Linked DNA regions of Mus musculus: all the other regions are linked to region 2. Evidence: chromatin loops called from intact Hi-C (ENCODE). Cell type or tissue: left cerebral cortex. All regions are shown on one strand. Region 1 overlaps Tmem117 (transmembrane protein 117). Region 2 overlaps Gm31075 (a long non-coding RNA gene). Region 3 overlaps Tmem117 (transmembrane protein 117).

Region 1 (2,500 bases), 220 kb after region 2:
AGCAATCCCAAAACCGAAAGGAAAAGAACAAATGAGAAGAAAAGAAAAGAATATAAAAGGGAAGGAGAGGAGAGAGGAGGAGGGAAGGGATAAAAGAAGGGGAAGGGGATGAGGGGCTGCAAAGACCTGGGAAGACCACAAAATAAACAAGATGGCTGATATGAAAAACAAAGATGTTTAGCCAAAAGCATGAGCCTCATATGTAAGACTTAATTTCCCCAAAGTCCTATATTTTAAAGTGAAAAAGAAAATGTGGCGTTAACTTCAGCAACGATTATTTATTCTAATATATTGAAATTTTTATCCTTATAATGCCTAAGCGGTATAGGTTAGTGAACTTGTTTTCCACTGTTTGTGTTTTTCCATTGGCTCTTGGACCGTGATCAGTGTGCCTTACACACTGCTTGTCTTACCTTGGACATATGTGAAGGACTCAGCGCCTATGTGCAGAAAGAGGTTCCCATGCAAAGAAATGCAGGTCAATGTAAAATCTGAAGGAGTCAGCTGGTTATCGTGATATTAGCCTTACTATCCCAGCCGCTTGTGGATAGTGTCTGTGTAGCATCCTCAAGGAAACAGATCTTCTCACTGAGAGCTTTAAAGGAACAATGTCTCTTGAACTGTGAAGAGCTTCCCAAGGTAAAATGTAATTACCAATGTTTTGAACCCATCTTTAATGTTTCTTCAAAGACTTTAAATAAATATAGAATCTTTCATCTAACAAGGTTGATTTTTCTCCTGTAAGAGTTTAAATAAAGGAAATGTCAAAACACTCTAATCTTTTTTCCCTAGTGATGCCTTAATGTTAAAAATATAACTCTAGAATACACACCATATGCCATGAGGGAGGGAGAAAATAATTGTATAAATGAATCGGCTATAGGAACTACACTTTTTGGAACTCTTGAAAGAAGCAGAGCAGGCATTACAAAACATTTGCCTATTCATATGTCATAGGCAGTATAGTTGATGACAAGAACTGAAGCCAAGGTGAACACACAAACACAGAAATTTCAAAACATGCTGAAGGAGTGGGAGACTCCTGCAAGCTCTGGGAGGCTTTATGTGGACAAGGGTAAAATGGATGTCACAGGACTGGGGTGGCTCAGCAGTTACACACTTGCTATACAAGCACAGGGCCTGAGTCAGAATGCCCAGAACCGTGATGACACCGTTTGTCCAATCCTAGAACTCCTAACAGAAGGTGAGAGACAGAGACAAGAGAATCTCCAGATGCTCAAAGATCAGGCAGCCTGGCAGACACAGCACTGAACAAGAGACTTGTCTCAAACAAGGCAAGGGCAAATAGCAGGGATCTACTCACACACATGCAACACACACATATGCACACACATGTACGTGCACACATGGACTCACACATACACACACACATGCATACACACATATGCATGTGCACACACATGCGCATATACATGAACACACATATACACATGCACAAACACACATACATACACAGGCACACAGGTTTGCGCACACAAGTGCACAAATATCTGCACACACATGTACACACATATATGCACACGCATGCATGTGTACACACATGCATGCACATAATGAAAAATATAAAAAAATTATGCCATAGACATACTTTACTCATAAATGGCTTCTTTTTGCCTACTCAAAATGCACAGTACTTGTGGAAATAAATTAGAAGCTAAGCTAAAAATAAAGAAATTACTAGAAAATGGTAATTAACATTCTAACACAAAATATTATACTATGTTTAATCTTTTCGAAAAGGTAATAAGTATTAATAGTCCCAACTTTCCCTAATCTGTCTGTTTTAAATAAATAAGATCATGATTATTCTTTTTTTTTTTTTTTTTTTTTTTTTTGGTTTGGTTTTTTTCGAGACAGGGTTTCTCTGTATAGCCCTGGCTGTCCTGAAACTCACTTTGTAGATCAGACTGGCCTTGAACTCAGAAATCTGCCTGTCTCTGCCTCCCAAGTGCTGAGATTAAAGGCGTGTGCCACCACCACCCAGTGATCATGATTATTCTAAAAGAGATTGAAAATTAACAAAAGTATGTCTTGCAGCAATAACAGTCAAAAGATTATAGCAGAAAAAAATTTCAGCCCAAGCTCCAAACAGAAATGTGTACTCTATATATTTTACTTTAAAAGATAAGTATGGTATTTTCTCATGGAAATTACATATCTTATTATTCTGTAAAGGAAATGTTCAATAAAATCCTCCTTCATGATATTCTGTTTCAGGATGTAGAACTAGAAATGAGAGTATTCCGCAGCACCTAGTTGGGAGTTGCTGATTTAATTTTAGGGTGCCCAGGACAGTAGTTTGCAATGAAATCTGTAATATAATTTGCTCCAATATCATTGGAAATTCTGGCCATGATAGAATTTTTATAGAGAAAAAATTCAAAATCTGATGTTACTAGCAAATATAATTCTAACTTATTGCTCCTTTGGGGATACAATCCTAGCAGGGAGTCAAGGACGGGAGAGGCAGTGTCTGCCA
Region 2 (2,500 bases):
CACATGCATTTGTATGTACATACATACACTCACAGGCATACACATACAAAGTTGCATATACCACATTGAGCATATATGTGTGCACAGAAGCATGTTTGGGTACATATAAATACACACAGGCATGAATACACTTACCCACATGTACACACTTACAATGCCCACATGCATATCCACACACACACATACATACATGCATTCACCAGAATACATACTTTAAAAACAAAGCTGCCTTGTTAATTAAACTGGGTTATTAATCCCTTCTTCTCTGGGTAAACACACAGACAGGTAATGAGAGTGTTGCTGGACTCTTCTGATTTCTGTTTTCCATCCCTATTCTTCCTGGGCAGATAGAGACGATGGAATGCTGGAGTAAGTGGGTCTGACTGTGTTAGCCTGGCTCAGAAAAGTGATCAATGGATAGAGTAATTCTGCTTCATGCCTTTCTGAATTCTTCCTCTTTGTGCTTTGGTTTCTGCCTCGTCATTTTCAGGAGACACTTCAGGGCACTGTGTAAGACTCTGCAGCTTGTCTTAACTTTTTATCCCACTGGGTTGGATCAGCGTGGCGGGTTTGGGAAGACAGCCAGAGCTCCGTGTTTGCATTTGCTCCAAAGAGATGCCCACTTACTGCAGGCTTGCTCAGTAGAGAATGCAAATGCCACACCTCACAGCATTGAGCCAACTCACTCCCCCAGAGCGGCCTCCCCAGAACCCCTGTGCTTGTCACGTTTTCATCTTCCATGTCTTTGTGTGGTTAAATCATAACTTCAAGTCAATCTAAACCATTCTTATATGCAAGGGTGGAAATGCATGTGATGTTCCGACTCGCAGAACCCACAGAGGAATGCTACTGTTGCTTTGCAGCAATGCTAGCTCTGAACATGAAATGAAGTAAAACCCTGAGTTTTTCTCGCCCTGCATTTAAATCAGTGCCTTTGAATTCTTTATGAAAACATGCTGTAGTTATTTTTAACTCTTTGGCATGCTTTACATTTTCTATCTCATCTTTTTTTTCTCTTCCACCATTCTTTTCTGTTGTACTCAAGTTGGTCTCCTACTCATTTATAGGTTGGATTTCCCCAGTCTTCATGTTGCTTGAAGGGAGAGGGAAGACAATTCTCTCTCTCTCTCTCTCTCTCTCTCTCTCTCTCTCTCTCTCTCTCTCCCTCTCTCTCTCTCTCTGAATCTGTGTGTGTGTATGTATTCTCTGTGTGTCTGTGACTTTCTTTCCGTGTGTCTCTTTGTCTCTCTGCCTACGCTTGTGTGTGTGTATCATTCTCTGTGTGTCTATGTGTCTGTTTCTCTCTCTTTCTCTGTATCCGCAACTTCCTCTGTGTGTGTCTCTTTGTCTCTCTGTCTATGTATGTGTGTATCATCCTCTGTCTCTGTCTCTCTGCCTCTCTTCCTGTCTATCTCTCCGTGTGTGTGTGTGTGTGTGTGTGTGTGTGTGTGTACAAATCTCATAACTTTCAATCAGACTCACAAGGAAGCAGATGGCTGATTTACAGTGCACAGTCTTAAAGCCTGGTTTAAGGCAGTACATAGCATTTTTGAAGCCTGGATGCCAGCTTGCTATACAGTGAGAAACAAAGGCAAAAACAAAAAAAATCTAAGCTGCTACCATACTGATCGCCCAGATGTCAAAGCCCGCTCAGGCTGAAGCGGCAGTGAGGAGCGCGGATGCAGCCTTACCGGACAGCACTTCCGCTTCCAGCAGCTGCTCCTGGTCAGTAGGGCTTTCTGCCTGTGGCACCAGTAGCTGCTCCTTCTGGAACACCTCCCATGAACTCAGTGCTCCCTTGCTTACAGCCTTGAGTGATGGCATCTGCATTTAGATCATTTTCCTACTGTGGCTTGTCAATCTAGTTTCTTACGCATTTTCTGGGGGCCGAGTGTGTTTACTGTTCTTGATAAGTTGACTTTTTGAGCAATAATAAAAATGTTTATTTTCTTCTAACCCTAACAGTTTTACATTCTAGTTTTGTGAAAGATTCTAGTGTACCTGTTCCAGGTTTCTGCCTCTGGCTTCTGTCGTTTCTCAGCTGTATTAACGTGGCCCTGCTTCCTTCGGCGGCCTCTGAGATTTCTCTTATCTTCATTTAAAGGGCTTTTACCATGATTTGGCTGTTAAAGGTTTACTACTATTCTGGTTTGGTTCACAGTAATTCCTGAATAAAGAACTCAAGGTTGTTAATTAACTCTGGAAAATCACAGTTTACCATCCTCTAGAAGTTAGCATTGGCTCCCATTCTGTTCCTCCTACCCTAGTGAAGACCCCGTGATGGAATTCCACTGTCTGATTTAAGTACGGACAGACCTGCTTTCTGAGGTTGCATCTGCTCAGCATTTCTTTGCCCATCATCTTTGTTTGAAAGGATTTCATTATTACTTCACCCCACGTTTTACTTGTTAAATATACAATTATTTTGTTGTTTTGGTTTGGTTTTGTCATAATTTGCCTTTAAGCCTTATACTTAAAGGTATTAACCACCTATGCCTGG
Region 3 (2,500 bases), 420 kb after region 2:
TCTATGAGCGTGTGACACCACACGCGTGAAGAGGTCAGAGGATGACTGATAGGACTCACTTCTCTCCTTCTGCTATGTAGATCCTGGAGGTCAAACTCAAGTCTTAAGGCTTTGCAGGAGGTACCTTTGCCAGCTGAGCCACTCTGCGCTACTTACTACATGCTGCCCCACCCCTAAGCCCGCCAGCCCTGGGCTTTAGGCTGCTTATTTGAAATGCACTTCCCTGTCACATCTCTTGTTAACTCACATTTTTCTCTCCTACATAGTTTAAAATCCTCAGCTGAAATACAGGCTCGAGCAGTGAAGGTTCTGAAGTAACGATGATGTTAGCCTGGGGACACATTCCAAGGCAGGCAGACAGAGACTCTACAGCACCATGGGGACAGGCCAGCTCCCACAGGAATGGTCAGAGTGAAGGCTCCTGCTGGACAGTGGACAGTAATTATAAGAAACTGTGCTTGCCATCCTGGGGCAGGGGGATAAGGGACAACTCCATGGGCTGGGTTGAAATTTGGAAGAATCAAGAAATGGTAGAGTACAGCACAGAAGAAGTGGAGCAGCGGCCATCAGGAAGCCAATTTGTCAAGTGGGCCCTGGGGACAGAACTCATGAACCCTGTCCCTGCCAAAACCGGAAGTGAACCCCGTGGGGGGGGGGGGGTGTCTTCTGGGTATTTTGTTGTTGTTTATGTTTCTGAGAATGAATGATATACATGTATGGAGTCTAAAATCTCCATATCAGATCCACACGGGCTGTACAGCCATATTAGGAAGGTTATATGTGTTATCATTATTGTTAATTTCCCACTGCAAAAAAAAATGGAGTTCTACAATTATATTGGGGACTGTATAATGGCATATTGAGGACTTATGAACATATATACTATATATTTGTATATACTATATATATATATACTATATATACTATATATTTGCTACTTTCTGAGTTATAAAGTACTTTGCTTTCTGTGTTATGAAGTACTTTGCAAACAATTATTTGGGTCAGTACAGATGTCTTAGGTTTTTTATTGCGGTGTAGACACACCATGACCAGAGTAACTCTGGTAAAGAAAACATTTCACTGGGGCTGGCTTACAGTTTCAGAGGTTTAGTCCATTATCATCATGGTGGGAAACATAGCAAAGTCCAGGCAGACATGGTGCTGGAGGAGTGCTGGGAGTTCTACATCTTGGTCTGAAGGCAGCAGGAAGAGACTGGATCTCACAGGCAGCCAAGAGGAGACTGGATCCCATTGGCCAGACTTGAGCTTGTATCTAAGCCCTCCAAGCCCACCCACACAGTGACGCACTTCCTCCAAAAAGGCCACACCTCCTGATAGTGCCATTCCCTATGGACCAAGCATTCAAACACATGAATCTAGAGGGGCCATACGGTATAGGTAATTGACTAAATTCTGGCAGGTTCTTTCTCCAATACAGCGACAAGGACAAAAGTTTGTCCACAGTGCCCTCTAGTGGTTTACATTTTCAACACAAATAGACATCCTTTAAACAGCCCTTCCATGGTATTAGAATGAGGCGCACCTGTTTGAGAATCTCAAAACTGCAGGATTTGGGATCCTTAAACCTAGAATCTATTCATAAATGTCATTTTAGTCTATTAAACTGCCAACGTTAGTCTGTTAGTTCCTGGCATGAAAGTGATATGTTCTTGAGGAATCAATAAATGAATTACGAATATTAATATGTATGAGTCTCTCCTAATCCCAGTGTTCGTTTTTTAATCCATACCCCTGCCTTTGGACGATGCGCCTTCCACAGACAGATCTCATAGCTGTCCATAGAGAAACACAGCTGCCAAAGAGGAAACAACAACAACAACAACAAAATCCCATGATAACTTCACTATCTACATCTAAGATTTCAAATTCCTCATTTATAAATTATCATTATAGTCATCTTTTTTCTGAAATGAGCTGCCAATGCTCCCAGATGCCTGAAAACCAAGGAATCCTCTAGACCGAGGACCAAGGATGCTCTTCTTGGGCTTAGATGCAAGGTATCCTTACCAGAAGCTTAGTTAAGTCATGCTGCCGCCTCATAGCTATCGCAGCAACTTACAGAATCTAGGAAAATAAAGTAACAACAAGTAAAGGTTGTGAGGAAAGTCCAGTGGAAGAGAATGAAGAAAATGAGGGAAAAGAAAGGAACCCACATAGAAATACACACGAAGGAGGAATAATGAAAACCGGTAATAAATAAAACACAGACCCGACAGAGCCTGTGAAGCCAGCCTCAGAGGAAGGCAGGTGCTTGGTGCCTTTCAACCGTGAACCATTCGGAGACCTCCTCTTGCTGTCCAAAGCAGCAAGGATGGGAAGCTAAGTGGAAGCTCGTGGTTTCTAAGTTTCTGCCCCAAGTGCAGGAGCCTCCTCAACACCTGAGGATGCATTAGAACTCAGCAGGCTCAACACAGACAGTCCTCAAAAAACTTAAAACACAAATGCCCAGGGTCTAGCTACACCACCCCTGGGTAGATCC

Evidence for each region. Hi-C counts contacts between places; a loop is a spot of excess contacts. Peaks named below come from ENCODE experiments on the same cell type or tissue, not always from the same donor. Only the 100,000 strongest peaks of a DNase experiment are listed, where the experiment ranks them.
Region 1: a loop joins it to region 2, with 2.4 times the contacts of the local background. A loop is called at or near these places in 2 of 42 quality-filtered maps.
Region 3: a loop joins it to region 2, with 2.1 times the contacts of the local background. A loop is called at or near these places in 5 of 42 quality-filtered maps.

What each region holds. Positions count from the first base shown.
Region 1 is chr15:94,975,369-94,977,868 of GRCm38, reverse strand. The region is part of intron 5 of Tmem117 (transmembrane protein 117); the gene reads right to left. Among named protein-coding and RNA genes, the nearest start is that of Gm23129, 11 kb to the left of the region's middle. In left cerebral cortex, no CTCF peak of the experiment used is centred here; a DNase peak (open chromatin) is centred at 987; H3K27ac peaks cover 877 bases.
Region 2 is chr15:95,192,224-95,194,723 of GRCm38, reverse strand. All of the region lies in intron 1 of Gm31075 (a long non-coding RNA gene), which reads left to right. Among named protein-coding and RNA genes, the nearest start is that of Gm31075, 10 kb to the left of the region's middle. In left cerebral cortex, no CTCF peak of the experiment used is centred here; DNase peaks (open chromatin) are centred at 622 and 1,537.
Region 3 is chr15:94,768,287-94,770,786 of GRCm38, reverse strand. All of the region lies in intron 3 of Tmem117 (transmembrane protein 117), which reads right to left. Among named protein-coding and RNA genes, the nearest start is that of Gm25546, 88 kb to the right of the region's middle. In left cerebral cortex, a CTCF peak has its summit at 1,477 (motif pointing left); DNase peaks (open chromatin) are centred at 183 and 1,350; H3K27ac peaks cover 663 bases.